Linked DNA regions of Mus musculus: region 2 is linked to region 1. Evidence: chromatin loops called from intact Hi-C (ENCODE). Cell type or tissue: heart. All regions are shown on one strand. Each heading gives the region's core, and the rest is flanking DNA. Links, peaks and the distances in the headings are about the cores only.

What was found. A loop is a pair of places that touch in the nucleus more often than their neighbours do. Peaks named below come from ENCODE experiments on the same cell type or tissue, not always from the same donor. Only the 100,000 strongest peaks of a DNase experiment are listed, where the experiment ranks them.
Region 2: a loop joins it to region 1, with 2.7 times the contacts of the local background. A loop is called at or near these places in 1 of 42 quality-filtered maps.

What each region holds. Positions count from the first base shown.
Region 1 is chr2:163,415,230-163,422,725 of GRCm38, reverse strand. Oser1 (oxidative stress responsive serine rich 1) reads left to right here and starts at 3,256. Exons shown (of 4, transcript NM_025699.2): 1 at 3,256-3,314; 2 at 7,071-7,191. The coding sequence starts at 7,115. 2900093K20Rik (RIKEN cDNA 2900093K20 gene) reads right to left here and starts at 2,955. Exons shown (of 1, transcript NR_151490.1): 1 at 2,365-2,955. In heart, for the core only: a CTCF peak has its summit at 3,205; DNase peaks (open chromatin) are centred at 2,045, 3,085 and 3,685; H3K4me3 peaks cover 3,265 bases; H3K27ac peaks cover 2,372 bases.
Region 2 is chr2:163,203,617-163,211,112 of GRCm38, reverse strand. The region is part of intron 1 of Tox2 (TOX high mobility group box family member 2); the gene reads right to left. Among named protein-coding and RNA genes, the nearest start is that of Tox2, 4.2 kb to the right of the region's middle. In heart, for the core only: a CTCF peak has its summit at 3,638 (motif pointing left); no DNase peak of the experiment used is centred there; H3K4me3 peaks cover 355 bases; H3K27me3 peaks cover 1,610 bases.

The DNA.
Region 1 (7,496 bases), core at 1,184-6,183:
TGCCCATGCTGGACAGGTACTCCACTGGTGAGCTAACTCCCCTGCTCAAGATGCCATTTTAAAGATTTGCCATTTATTGGAGGTGAAATTAAGAAAGAAAAAAAAATGTGGGGAAATGTACACTTAACAAGTAGTAATGAAGAGACCAAGTCTGTCCTCAGGGAAGCTCCTGTTTATGTGAGCAATAGTAAATTTCTATAGTGAGGTATATTGAAAGGTGACAAAGGGGCTAGAGAGATGGCTCAGTGGTTAAGAGCACTGACTGAGCCGGGCGTGGTGGCACACGCCTTTAATCCCAGCACTCGGGAGGTAGAGGCAGGCGGATTTCTGAGTTCGAGGCCAGCCTGGTCTACAGACTGAGTTCCAGGACAGCCAGGGCTACACAGAGAAACCCTGTCTTGAACCCCCCCCCCAAAAAAAAAAAAGCACTGACTGCTCTTCCAGAGGTCCTGAGTTCAAATCCCAGCAACCACATGGTGGCTGACAACCATCTGTAATGAGATCTGATGCCCTCTTCTGGAGTGCCTGAAGACAGCTACAGTGTACTTACATATAATAAATAATAACTCTTTTTAAAAAAAGGCGACAGAGGATTTTAAAGGAAAAATGAAACAGTAAAAAAGAAATTAGGAGTGAAGGAGACTGCTGGAGTAGTCATGGAGACTCACCTGGGGAAAGGGTATGAGCAGAGACCTGAATGAAGAGGTGAGCTGTGGAGAAACAGTGTTCTAGTAGAGAACACAGCAAACCTGGGAAGTGTCTGGTAGTCAAGGCCACACAAGCAGAGGCTGCTGGAACCGAGACCCGGACCTAGGCAGATAACTTCAAGCTGACAGTGCTGTGGTCTGGCAGTGAGATGAGCGTCAGGTGTTAGAATGTGGAGGTTAAGAACAGTAACAGTCAGGAGGGAGATGGAGCCAGATTGCGTCTTCCTTTCCAGGCACCTCTTGGGTATGAAGTCATAGTCTCAGAAAGTGCCTAACTTTATGGAGGTGTGTTAACACAAAAAAGCTCCTTTTACTTTTTAGTACTTAATGTTTAAAATATGCATTGGTCATGGTGTCTGTTCACAGCAATAAACACCTAAGATGACAACTATCTGTAGAATGTGTAAAATCACAGGAATATTATGTTTGAAGATAGTAGAGTTATTACTGTTACTAGCATCTGTTACAACTGTTGTTAGCCATCAGAGAATTACAACAGGATTATTTTTTCACTGTGGGCCAGTTACTGTACAGAGAATTTGAAGGTTTTATTCAGGACCCATCACAAGCTTTATGTTCAACAGCCCTACACAGGTGCTTCTTAGCTTAGGAAAGGGTCACATCCTATTCAGCACATCACAAGTGGAAGCATCCTTAGTCTAAAACACACTTAATACAACACAGGGCACTAGGAACATCAGCTTGCCCTTGTGATCCTGTGGCTGAATGGGAAGATGCAGCAGCCCCTTCTGCGGGCCAGCATCCCCAAACTTATCACAGGGTGTATTTTAGCTTGAAAAACAAACAAACAAAAAAAAAAACAAAAAAACCGGGGCTGGCAACATGGCTCAGCGGTTAAGAGCACTGACTGCTCTTCCAAAGGTCCTGAGTTCAAATCCCAGCAACCACATGGTGGCTCACACCATGTGAGAGGGTGAGATCTGACACCCTCTTCTGGTGCATCTGAAGACAGCTACAGTGTACTAATGAATAATAATAAATAAATCTTAAAAAAAATTCAAAATCTGATGAAGTTCCCATCGAATGCAAAAGGCTTTCCCATGATTGCATTATAGAGCAGGATCAGGAAAAACAAAAAACAAACAAACAAACAAAAATAAGCAAGCAAGCCAAAGCCAAGCCAGCTGTCTGGAGACGGGGCTGTCTGTCCAGTGAAGTGTAGATTCCATTCTCTGTGGGTTGACTCTAGTTAAGCTGGACATGGCTATCCTCTCTAGCATCCACTTCTAGAAGAGGCCAGCTTGGGTTCAGGGGAAAACCCACTCTAAGGTTTAGGTGCCAGAACCAACTCTATTGAGGAAAATCGTCTTTCCACACAAGGGTCTGAAGTGGAACTCCAGAGTGGCAGGCGATGGGGAAACGTTTAAAATAGAACAGGCCCTGACAATGGCGGTAGGGGGAGGTCTTTCATAGCTCACCCTTGCCATATGGGTAACTTGTCAGATCACTAAAAACCAGAGACTAGCCGGGCAGTGGTGGTGCACGCCTTTAATCCCAGCACTTGGGAGGCAGAGGCAGGCGGTTCGAGGCCAGCCTGGTCTACAGAGTGAGTTCAAGGACAGCCAGGGCTACACAGAGAAACCTTGTCTCGAAAAAACCAAACAACAAAAAACAAAAAAAGCCAGAGACTGGTAAATTGCTTAATACCTTCTTGCAGAATTTAATATGTACGTGCATTACCCTGTATTTCCCACTTGATGCTCCCAAACCATCCTTGGAAAAACAAAAGCAAAATGCCTTCGCTGAAACCGTTTAATTTCCAGACGTTCAATTATCAAGAGATACTTCAAAATGAAGGCACGGGAGCCCGAGGCAGGGGAATCAACGCGATTTTCAGGCTGGTCTAACAAATGAGATCCTGCTTTTTTTTTTTTTTTTAAAGCAAAAACCACAAAACCTAAATAATTTCCATTCCAATTCCGGGCAGCATCCACCGCCTGGGCCTCGTCCAATTAATACCTTCTTGGCTTCTCTGCGGACCCAAAGAGACGACCCACGGCGAGGGTTGTGGACCGAGTGCAAGCGCCCTTGGTTGCATGTAAGAAACTCCGCCAAGCATTCCCGGAGGCATCAGCTGGCGCAAATACTCCCGCAGCCCACCGAATCCCGTTGGCTTGGGGACTTCAAGAGGACAAGAAGGAAGCAGGCTATGCCAGGGGAGCGGCAGCGGCTCGATAGCTGCAAGGCAAGCCGCCGCCTCACGTGACAGCGAAGAGGAAGTAGGCACGCCCAAAAGCCTGCCGGGAGCGAACCCAAGCCAGGGGGCGGAGGGAGCGAAAAGAATAACAGGAAATGACTTAAGACGCACGTGCTTCGGAGAGGGGTTGGAGCTGGGGCTTCGAGAGGCCGGGCTACCGCCGTACGCCTGCGTAGTTGCGGCGGGCCGAGCTGCCGAGTCACCGAGGTGGGAGGAGCGTGAACGGTGGGCAGGGCGCGAGCCGAGGTTGCGCAGGCGCAGTACAACTCTAGAGGCGCGGGCCACCCTATCGGTGGGGTTTGGATCCGGGTCAGACAGACGCGGCGGACGCGGAGAGACGCTCGGAGCCGACGGGGCCGGATTCCCGGGAGCGCCCCAGCTGCGAGGAGGTGAGTGGCCGGACGGGACGAGGAGGGCCGGGGACGTCGTGTCCGCCAGGCCTCCCACCCGCGGGAGGCGGAGTCCGGCCCTCCCGTCTGGTCGCGGCGTTTCCCTGCGCCGACTGCCCGGCCCGGCCCTCGGCTGCCGCGGCCTGGAGTGCCAAGTTGCGCGGCCTTCGCTTCCCGCCTTCCTGCGTTCCCGCGGTGTCCGGGCCGCGCCGGCCACAGCTTCCCCTTTCGCTCTCCTTGCCGCCCTTTGCCCCTTCCCGCCTTTTCCCGCCCTGCGAGTCGCACTCCTCTCCGCTTGCGTCCTGCGGCTTCTGCGCCGCAGCTTCACTCCTGCCTCCTCTCGGAGTCCGTGGTTGGCCGGGGCGGACAGGGTAAAAGCCGAGACAGCTCCCCGCTTGGGTGTCCCCGGGTTCTGACCTTTTCCCAGCCGACTCCGCTTAACCGTGATAGGCAGAAAGGAACGAACGTGTCGCTTTGCCTGTAGTCCTGTGATTTTGAGGGGTTGAGTGGGTGTGCCCAGAGAGGTGTGGATGTGTTCTCGTCCTAGGGACAGATTGATTCTATCCGGGCCGTTCTGGATAGGGTTGGTTAGTTTGTTGTTGTTGTTTTTCCTTTTCGGGACTCTGTAACTTTGAGAGGTTTGGGGAGATTTCTCCGCTTTAACTTTGTGAGGACGCGTGCAGATCTCATTTTCGTGCTGCTGAAAATGAGAAGTTCGACCGGAAACTTAAGGAGAGCTTAGTTTAAAGCTTCAGAGGTGTAAGCAAGACACTGCACACGGTATTGGTGGAAAGAAACTGGGATGTGATTTGACTTAAAACCACGAAAAGTAACTTCTTATGGGCCTTTTGCAAGTCTGAGGTCTTTGGGCATTCTTTGGAAGTAAGAGCAGTGAAGGGGTAATAGGAGAATTTCCCACAATGTAATGTAAATGAAGATAGGCAATCCACTCACCTGTTGTATAAAGCTGTTGGGTTGATGCTTCCATAATGGAAAGCTAGGAACTGGGAGGAGCATAACAACCCATTTGTAATTGCAAGCATGCTCTGATCTAGCCCCCTAGGTTAAGCCTAGGATACTCTTGCTCTGGCTTAAAGTAATTGAAGAAAAACATGAGCAGTCACAGTGGTGGACGTTTGAAAACAAGTTAGGCGATACTTTATTCTCAGAGTTTTTGGTTTGCAGCCAGATTTTTATTTTGGGCTGTTGGGGTTTTTAATGATATATCTGGGAGTGTCTCAACAAGAATGCTAAGTTTGTATTAACATCTAGGGTGGTCACCTGCCATACTATTAAGTCAGCACTGTGTAATTAGAAGTTGTGAGGCTTAGCTGGGAGGCTTCCTAGCCAAGTGTGAGTCCTGGAGGGTAGGAGTGAGATGCCCTCCCTACTGAAATGGGGTTCCTGGGACCCCTGTATTCAGTTCAGCCTCTGTTGTGGCATCCAAGGTAGAACTAGGAATCCTAGAAGTACTTGTGAAAGGAGTGGATCTCTGCCTGTGATGTTTACCAGTGTCCATGTGGCTTGGAGTGTACTTAAATGTTGACTGATTGCCACACAAGTCAGATTGAGAGAACTACTATAAACCTCACTATTAATTTTTTTTACTTGTATTATGTGTATGAGAGTGTTTTATATGAAGGGCAGAGTGCAACTTGGGAAGTTGTTTCCTCCTGTTACTCAAGTTCTAGGAAACAAGCTCAGGTGCTCAGGCTTAGTAGCCATTCACCCTTACTCTTTGAGCCATCTTTTCAGTCCTTACAAATTCAGCTTTCATGGAGTTGTGGTAGCAAAAAGAAATTGTTTACAGCCTGTGATAGATCTTTGGAGATGTGGGAGCTCCAGACACACCAGAACTTAACCTCTGCTTAGTATATAGAATATTGTGTGTTTGGAGGACTCCTACTCCTGTGAAGAATTAGATGAGTGAAACTTAGTCATGTGGATGAGGTTTCCTTGTGTTTGACCTGGTTAAATAAACCACGTGGGCTTGTTGTCTTCTGATATTGAAGTGAAACCTAGCTAAATTCTTTTTTTTTTTTTTTTTTTCTCTTCAAGACAGGGTTTCTCTGTGTAGCCCTGGCTGTCCTGGAACTCACTCTGTAGACCAGGTTGGCCTGAACTCAGAAATCCGCCTGCCTCTGCCTCCCAAGTGCTGCGATTATAGCCGTGCGCCACCACGCCTTGCTGGCTAAGTTCTTTTGCCGGTGAACATACACACAAATGTCAAACATTGTGACATCTTGACCTTTGGAATATTAGAGGTCTCATAATAACACAGAAAACTCTTCTGAGAAATAAGCTGATCTAGAATCAGTACCCAAAGATCCATAGAGAGGCACTGATCTCTTTGAGAGTGCCTGGGGGTGGGGGGTGGGGTGGGGTGGCTAGGGGGTACCAGGTTAAGTTTAAAGGTAAAATATATCTTTGGCTTAAAAAGTATATATTGTTTTCTAGGTTTTTTTTTCCTTCTCTCACTTTTTGGATATTGGCGTGTTTATTCAAGATTTAGTATTTTGGTAATTTTAAGATTGGATTTGAGAATTTGTGTTGTCTGAGTTAATGATCCCTTATCTCCTTCCTTTGTGTTAAAAGGAGAGTACATGGAGTCATATTTGCAGAGCAGTATTCTATGAGTTTCTTTTCTACTTCTAACTAAAGAGACGTTCTGCTTTGTTCTTTACCTGTGTTTGAGTATAGGCATCGTCATTTCTGTGTAATAACTACAGTACCCAAAGCTTACAAACACCTAATAAAAGTTTTTGGTCAGAGGAGTAGAGTATAAATGACTGCAGTCTTTATTCCTGTTCTAACAACAGCAGCATAAAGTTCTTCATGCATGCTGATACATTGGTTAAAATTGCTATGTACAAATGATGTGGTGTCATAAAATCATACTTAGAATTGTTAGGATCAGACTAGACAGATACCCAATAGCATTTTAATTAATCAGAGTGTTTCAGTTTGAGCTTTCTTTTGTTTCTCTGATAGTAATTTTTTCGATAGGTTTCTAGGCATGGACAGCCAGGGAGCTTTTCTCACTTGATTTAGTAGATTGAAACATACATAGTTCTTAGATTTTTGTTTCCAGCGTTAACTATTTAGGTTGTTTGGATACTGTTGGTTTGTGTCTCTGGAATGAACTACAATCCAGAATTGGAAGGCTCACCTGTAATACTGATCTTGAGGCTGGGAGATACAAGTTTCTGACCTGGATCTTGAGGCATAGTGGCTATAAATCCCGGGAGACTAAGACAAAGAGATCTAAGTTTGTCAAGGTCACTTGGGACAAAATAAGTCCCAGATTCAGGCATGGTGGCACACACCTTTAATCTGGGCCACACCTTCCGCTGGAGACCTACATAAGGACATTAAAAGAAAGATTTCTCTTCGCCTGCTTGCCTTGTGGGAATGAGTAACTGCTAGATCCTTAGACGTCCATTCTCAGCGGCTGCTGACCATTGTTGGGGAGTTGGACTATAAGTCATCAGCAAATTCCATTACTATATAGAGACTACCCATACGTTCTGTGACTCTAGAGAACCCTGACTGATAACAGCCGTGTATGTGTGTGCGCATGTGCATGATAAGCTCTGTATGTAACCTGCTGCTTAGAAATGAAACATATTTCTCTCTTATAAGCTCTATATGTAACCTGCTTAGAAATGAAACATATTTCTCTCTTAACAGTAATTGTGCAAGCAGATATTATACTCTTGATTCCACTAATTTTCACTTTTCTTATTTCCTTTTTAGTATTAACGGGAGGGAACATCAATAGGCGTACAGAAACCTTCACAATGAAATCCGAAGCCAAGGATGGAGAGGAGGAAAGTCTGCAAACTGCCTTCAAGAAATTAAGAGTGGACGCATCAGGGTAACTGAGCATGTGATATGTGGCTTAGGACTATTTACTGGATTTAAATAGTCTTTGTTTGAAATGTTGCTCTTGTTGCTTCTTTGTGCACCCCAGGGTATGTAAATGGTAATGCCTTGTGTATATTCTGTGTAAATATTTGAAAAGCAGCAGTTCATTCCTTAACTCTGAGGAGGTCCTTTTTTCCTATTTTAATGTTAAATATTTAAATGTTAAATCAAGTAGTATCTCGCCAGTGACTTCTCATATACCTCAGGGGAATCACAGTATTTTTTACTTTTTACTAAAAGTGAATTGGCACACTA
Region 2 (7,496 bases), core at 987-5,986, 210 kb after region 1:
GGTCCAGTGGGAGTTCTTCACTGTAGTTGAGCTGTTGGTCTCTAGGACCCTCAGAAGTTCTCAGGAGACATGTTTTAACAGCAGCAAGCCTTGCTTCTCCCTACCCTGTGGCTCTGGTTTAAAATGAAATCTGATAGTTGTCCCCACATCTGTTCTGGCTACCAGTGTCTTTACCCATGAGGTGAGGCAGCATTCAGAACCTATGCTGTGTTCTACAAGATTATAGGCTAAATCTACCCCTTTATTTTCTTTAAATCTTTTAGCTTCCAGTTTATTTTTTTATTATTGAAACCGAGTTTGTTTATGCGGCAGAGGCTGGCCTGAAACCCATGATAACCCCTCACAAGGTTAGCCTGTCTCAGGTATTTTGTTATAGCAATGAAAAGCAAGCTAATACACTCTTCAAAAAGCATCATCCTGGTGGAGGATCCTCCCATGTGCCACAATCATACAAGGCACCCCAGGCTTTCACTTCGTAATACCTCACACCACACTGTCTTGGAGGGGTGATGGTTGCTGATTCGATTCCCCTTTGTACACAGAGGAGCAGAAACCCAGAGAAAGCTAGTGACATGTTCAAAGTCACTCAGGAGACTGAAGTGAGCAGCGGCAGCCTGGACTGATGCTCCTGACACAGAAGCTTGATCTGAGAGGACCCTCTGGCAAACAGGATGCAGGACTAGAGGGTCAGTGTAACCGTTTGAATAGGAATGGCCCCCATAGACTCGTGTGTTTGAATGCTTGGCTTATAGAGAGTAGCACTATTAGGAGGCACGGCCTTGTTGGAATAGGTGTGGCCTTGCTATAAGAAGTGTGTCACTGTGGAGGCGGGCTTTGAGTTCTCATATGCGCAAGCTACGCCCAGCATGGCTCACGGCTCCCTTCTGCTGCCTGCTGATCAGTATGTAGAACCCGTTGGCTCCTCCAGCACCGTGTCTGCCTGCATGCAGCCATGCCTCACCATGATGATAATGACTGAACCTCTGAACTGTAAGCCAGCCCCAATGATCTGTTTCCCTTTATTGGAGTTGCTGTGGTCATGGTGCCTCTTCACAGCAAAAGAAACTCTAAGTCCGGAAGTAAAAAGCTCCCTGGCAAAGAATCTGGCCTCCTGATAGAACCTCTTAATTCCAGCCAGCCCAGGGCTCCTCCCATGGGACCCTGCAGAAGAAAGCCATGCAAATCTCACCCCCCCACACACACACATATGTTGTAAAGGACTCATGCACCCCAAGTCCAAGATAGGAAGTGTCTTAGTTAGTGTTTCACCGCTGTGAACAGACCACCATGACCAAGGCAAGTCTTATAAAGAACATTTAATTGGGCCTGGCTTACAGGTTCAGAGGTTCAGTCCATTATCATCAAGGTGGGAACACAGCAGCATCTAGGCAGTCATGGTGCAGGCAGAACTGAGAGTTCTATATTTTTATCTGAAGGCTGCTAGCAGAATACCAGGCAGCTAGGAAGAGGGTCTTAAAGCCCACATTCACAGTGACACACCTACTCCAACAAGACCACACCTACTCCAACAGGCCACACCTTCTAATAGTGCCACTCCCTGGGCGGAGCATACACAAACCACCAAGGGAAGTAACCTCCACTTCGTGGTTTGTGCCAAAGGGAGCCTCCAGCCGTTTAGTAACCAAGCTTTCCTAGTTCCCATGCTTACCCGGTGCTATACCCAGAGCTATGTGGGTGGTGAGCAAAATAATTCACCCACTACCACTTACTCACCGAGCCATTATGAGAAGGCACTGTGCCAAGCGCTGAGCGTGGTTCCTGCCTGCCAGGAGCCCACTCAAAACTGTACGCAAACAAGCAAGCCCCCACTACACAAACTATGGCCTCTAACATGTGACCAGCTGTAGCATCACGTGGGGGCTCATGAGACAAACAGATCCTCAGGGCCCACTCACCAGGACCAAAGGAAATGAAATCCCTGGGAGTGTGGCTCTGGAAGCTGCTTTTCAAAACTTACCAGATCAGAAGCTTGCGATCCGTTTGTCTCTGTGGCTAAGATCTCTCTCTCTGCTCTTGCAGAGAGCCAGACTTCAGGTCCCAGCACCCACAGGCCCACAAATGCCCACAACTCTAGCTCTAGAGGATCCAATACCCTCTCCTGGCCTCCACAGGCAACTGTATACATGTGTTCATACAGGCATACAGACATACACATGAATAAGATAATAACGCTTTGAAAAAAACATCAAGCGACTCTTACTGTGTACATAAATTTTCAAAATTTCAGAGGCCTGCTACTAACCTTCCATTTTAAAACTGCAAAACCGGCTGGGGGAGGGCTTGCAGCCTAAGCACACACCCACGTTTGGATCCCCAGACCCCAGTAAAAGCCAGGCATGGAGGCGTACGCCTATAATCCAGTGCTGGTGGGCTGGAGCCAGGTGGGTCCTAGAAGACTGTTGGCCAGCCAGTCTAGCTCAAGTGTTGAGTTCCAGGCTCGAGGAGAAACTGGTCTTAATATACATAAAGGAAGACACCTGTTCAATTGTGCTTTCTGTTGCTATGGTAAACACCACGATCAAAAGCAGCCTGAGGAGGGAAAGGTTTATTTAGCTTACAGCTTACAGCCCCTCACTGAGAGAAGCCAGGGCAGGAAGCTGGGGCTAAGAACTGAAGCAGAAACCCTGTTTATCGGCTCTTTTCCAGTTGGCTTGCTCAGACAGCTTTCTTAAAGAGCTGCTCCAGACCCACCTGCCTAGAGATAGCACTGCCCACAGTGGGCTGGACCCTACTGAGTCAATCAGCACTTGAGAAAATACTCCAGCAGACACAACCACGGGCCAATCTCATAGAATCAATTCCTCAACTGAGAGTGCGTCTTCTGAGGTCTGTGTACAACATTGACAAACACTAACCCTAGCTACGACAACATCCAGTGTGTCAATTTTTGACCTCCACATGTGCACACACTAGGGCAAACACACACACACACACACACACACACACACATTGCAAAGCAGCCACAGAGCTTGTCTCATCTAAACCCTCTTCCCTAGTTCATATCCAGAAAATATCTAGAGATCTATTAATCATAATACTGTATTTTATCCATAGACAGACAGACAGACAGACAGATAAGCTTTGAAAGCAACAATTTGTTCATTGTCATACCACTGGTTACCTAGAAAAGGTCTAGCACAAAACAGTGATTAATAAATATTTGTTGATTGACAGATGGTAGAACATCCCATATCCCAAGCATTACTAGTTATTGAGAGATCCTGGAGAAAGAGAGATGTTGTTGGCCACAGCGTGCTCCACAGGGAGAGCCACCCAGGTTGGCCTTTAGTGTGTATCAAATAGGGATAAAAGGATGCTAGAACAGAGAGGTTAAGCCTCTTGCTGGAGTAGGTGGTAGGCAGTTAATATTACCACCAAGAACTTTCCTAGTTCTTTTTTAATATTACCACCAAGAACTTTTCTATTCTGCATCCCTCACGCCTGTGTCCTGAATCGCAGAAGTAGGCAATGTCCTCCAGAGGGTACATGGTGGGAATGAGGGTCAGCCTGGAGCACTGACTGCTTCTCTAAAGGACCCAGGTTTCCTTTCCATCACCCATGCTGGGGCTCACAACCATCTGTTAACTCCAGTTCCAGGGGGATCTGATGCCCTCTTCTGGGCTTGATGGGTACTGCATGCTCATCCTGCACATGCATACAGGCAGGCAAAATACCCACAGTCATAAAACAAAAATAAATAAATCTTACAGAAAAAAAACTGTAAAGAGGGTACCAAGGCTCAGTGATAATAGACAATTTGTTCCCCTTGAAAGAAGACTTGTAGACGGACATTCACAGTAGCTTTATTTACAATTTCCCCAAACTGGAAACAAACCCAAATGCCCATCCACAGATAAAGTGACCAGTTGTATTATATTTACACGATGCAATATCACTCAGTGACAAAGTGGAACAACACACAAACACACACACACACACACACACACAAAAGATGAATGCAAAAAACAGATTGAGCTAAAAAAAAAAAAGAAAAGAAAAGAAAGAAAAGAAAAGAAAGAAAAGAAAGAAAAGAAGCCATACTCTAAATGCCCATGCTGTATGTAACACACTGGGGCTCATGTAGAGTTCACAGTCCTAAAATGATCCGGAAAAAAAAAAAGGTGGGGAATAGAAACCCGGTAAGAAATTGCTGCTGGGGCAAAGGTAGGGTGCTCACTAGGAAGGGAACAAGGGCCTTTCTGGGGGTAATGGAAATATTCTCTACCTAGACTGGATTAGTGGGTTCATGGGTGTTTATAGCTAACCAAGCTCATTTACATTTTATTCTGTTAGATCATACTCTGTGTTAACAGAGAGCTAGAAAGCCTACAGGCGACTTAGCAGGTAAAGGGACCTGTTGCCAAACCTTGGACGTCTGGGACACACACAGTGGAAAGGAGAGAGCCTCCGGTTGCTCTCTGACTTGAACGACTGCACATGCATGCATTGTAATTTTTTTTAAAGGAGCTAGAAAATCATCTTCTTTAGCTCGCAAAGCCACATATGGAGCTATGAAGCCAGGTTCGCCCTGTCCCAGTGACCTCTTGGTACCAGTCTGTTTTGGCTGAGCTGGGAGCTCCCAGCCTTCCAAAGTCTGAATGGAAGAAATTCAATCCTCCGTGGATGAAACATAGATTTCCCAGTCCCAAAAGCACGACAGAGAGAGATTCACAAGGAGGCTGGACTGCTGTCCTGCTGTGAATTGAGAAACTTGGATTCAGTCTCATCTCTGACTTTCACCTGCTACTCCATGACTGACTTTTGCCGTGTTGCCGTGAAGCAGAGATCACGGGACCCCAGATCCTCCATGCCAGAAGCCAGGAGCCCCGGTGCTTACCAAACAGTTACTACATTTTCTTTTTAAAAAGAATAACGTGCTTGCTTTATACCTACTAGACAATTTTTTCTCATGCATGCTAACATTGCTGTAATTAATAAATTACACAAGTATTTTGAAGCTAAAATGAAGCTCAGTGGCTTTTTATCATTGTGTGTTTGCTCAAACAAAACCCAGCAGAAGAGAGCAGCTAGTGCTCATGACTTTGATTTAAAGAGGCTGGGAATCTCTATGTGGAGGATTGCTAAGGGACAGTCACCAAGGGGATGGTCGCCAAGGGGACCGTCGCCAAGGGCCCTTCCAGGTCAACTGCCCCACGGTTGTCTGACATCGTTTGGGCAAATGCTTGAGAGACAAGCCTCTTGTCCTGGCTCCAGGAACAGAGTCCCCAGTGTGTGGGCTGTGTCCTGGCTCTATAACCTATTTTACAGCACCTCCCAACACAGGCGCGCGCGCGCACACACACACACACACACACACACACACACACACACACACACAGAGTGGCTATTACACCTTAGGTCTCCAACTCTGATAGTGAGCCTCTGTAAGAAACCTGGACATTTTCTTTTCCACAATCATCAGTTTCTGGTGTCAGACAAAAAAAAAAAAAAAAAAAAAAACGGGGGGTGGAGTTCCTGGTCACAGTGAACCTCAAGAACACCACGGAAGGCCACAGCACACTGGGGAATCTGTCAACAGGAATCTGGATTCAGGCTGAGCCAGGTGCCCCATCACCCCAGCCTGAAGGGCTGAACCTGCGGGTCTCACATCTAAACCCATGCTCTGCACCTTCCTTTCCAGCATTCTGGTGGCTTTTCCCACCCCACTATCCTCAAAACTTCCTCAGCTGCAGGCCAGGGTCTTAGTGCACAGATAGAAACCAAAATCTCCACCCTCCACTTCTGTGCCCTTCCCAGCAGGTTGCAACCTCGGAGGTTCTGGTGCTGAGTCAGAGGTTTCTAGAGCTTCCGAATAAAGAGGTGGCGGTAGCGGGGATGGGGGTGGGGGTTTGGGGTTGGGGGGTGGGGGTCGGCAGCGTCCTACTTCCCAAAGGCGGCGGCGGGAGACAGGCCCCACTCTGGTGGCGCTTGCAGATACATCACTTCCCAAAGACCTCTTCCAGCTACCCTGCCCCGCCCCCAGCCTGGGTACCCAGACTTTAAGGCATAAATCCCCAATCTCCACCGCGGCCACCAAACCAGAGGGTGAACCCCGTTTTGCCCATTCGATATTTTAAACAAAGCCAAGGGCAGAAGATGACCTGCCGCCCCATCCTTCAGCTTCTGGTAAAACTCCACTTGCTGGTTTTAATCCATTTTCCCACCACCACACTGGAAGCGACTCCGGAACCCGCCTTCTCTCTAAGGCACCATCCCCCCTCTCAGGCTTCCAACTTTGCGGATCAGCGCACAAAAGATAATCTGCTCTTCCCCCCCCCCCCCCCCACTCCGAGAGATGCGCGCCGCCCACCTCCGCCCCGGGACGCCCCGGCCTGCGTGGCCCGCGCCGCCCGGACCAGGGCGAACTGCAGAGGGCTCCCGGCCGCAGCCGCTCCCTTAGGGCCTGAGGATGCACTTGCAGAGAGGCCCAGCCCCGGAGGCCCAGCGATCGGCCGGACGCTCGGCTGCTGCAGCATCCCGACAACATCCCCGCAGCCAGGGGCTGCGCGGACAGCCTGTAGGGAAGGGACAGACCCCCAGAGGGTCATGGATCCAGCCACCCGACGCGCACTCACCACGCAGCGCCGCGGAGCCCGCGCGTCTACGTCCCGACCGCCCGGAGACCCACGCGCGCTGTTCAATCCGGGCTCCGAGTGACGAAAAGCCGCGCTCGGCTCCAGCCTGACCCCGACCGACGCACAGACCCGGGGACGCACCGACCGTCTGGCGTCCGAACTAAGTTTCAAAGTTCCCTTCCCTGCGAGGGAAGGGGACTCAGACAGCGCCGCTGCCCCTGACCGTGCCCGCTGAGCTCAAAGGGGAGCTGGGGTCCGATGCCCCTGGTCCTGGGATCCAGGCACTACCTCCCGGGGGCGCCGCGCTGTGGGGCCCTGGCTGGAGTTGAGCACAGAGAACCTAGAAAAATGGTGGGGACGGGGAGCGAGAGTGTACCTCCTCGCTGCGGCTCCAGCCTGGAGGGACGCTAGCTCCCCAATCCAGGGAAGGGATAGGCCTTGATTGGACGACACCGGCATAAAATCAGAGGCGCCACGGGGTAGTGACGGCCAATTAGTAAACGGCCCAATTAATGCTCAGCGCCGAGAAGTTAAAACCCCGACGCGCGAGTGTGGACAACCGAGGGGTGGGGGCGAGCAGTGGAGGGTGCTGGAGCCTGTGACTGTCCCTGGGTGTGTCCGGGTGTGACTAGGTGGCCGTCAGGGCGATTTGTAGCTGGGGCTTCTCCTCCAGGGGATGGATCTGCGTGACCGAACGTGTACACTTGTGGGTCATTGTGAGTCTGAGCTGTGACTGTCGGAGCTACTTCTTTGTGTGACTGTCCCCCGTTGCCACTGGATGTGACAGCAGCTGCGAACCTGTGTGGAAGCGTTGTGTATGAGTGTAGATAGATGAGGTGACTTGTATGTTATCGTAGCCCTGTGCGTGGGCGAGTGGCTGCGTGTGGTTGAGGATAAATG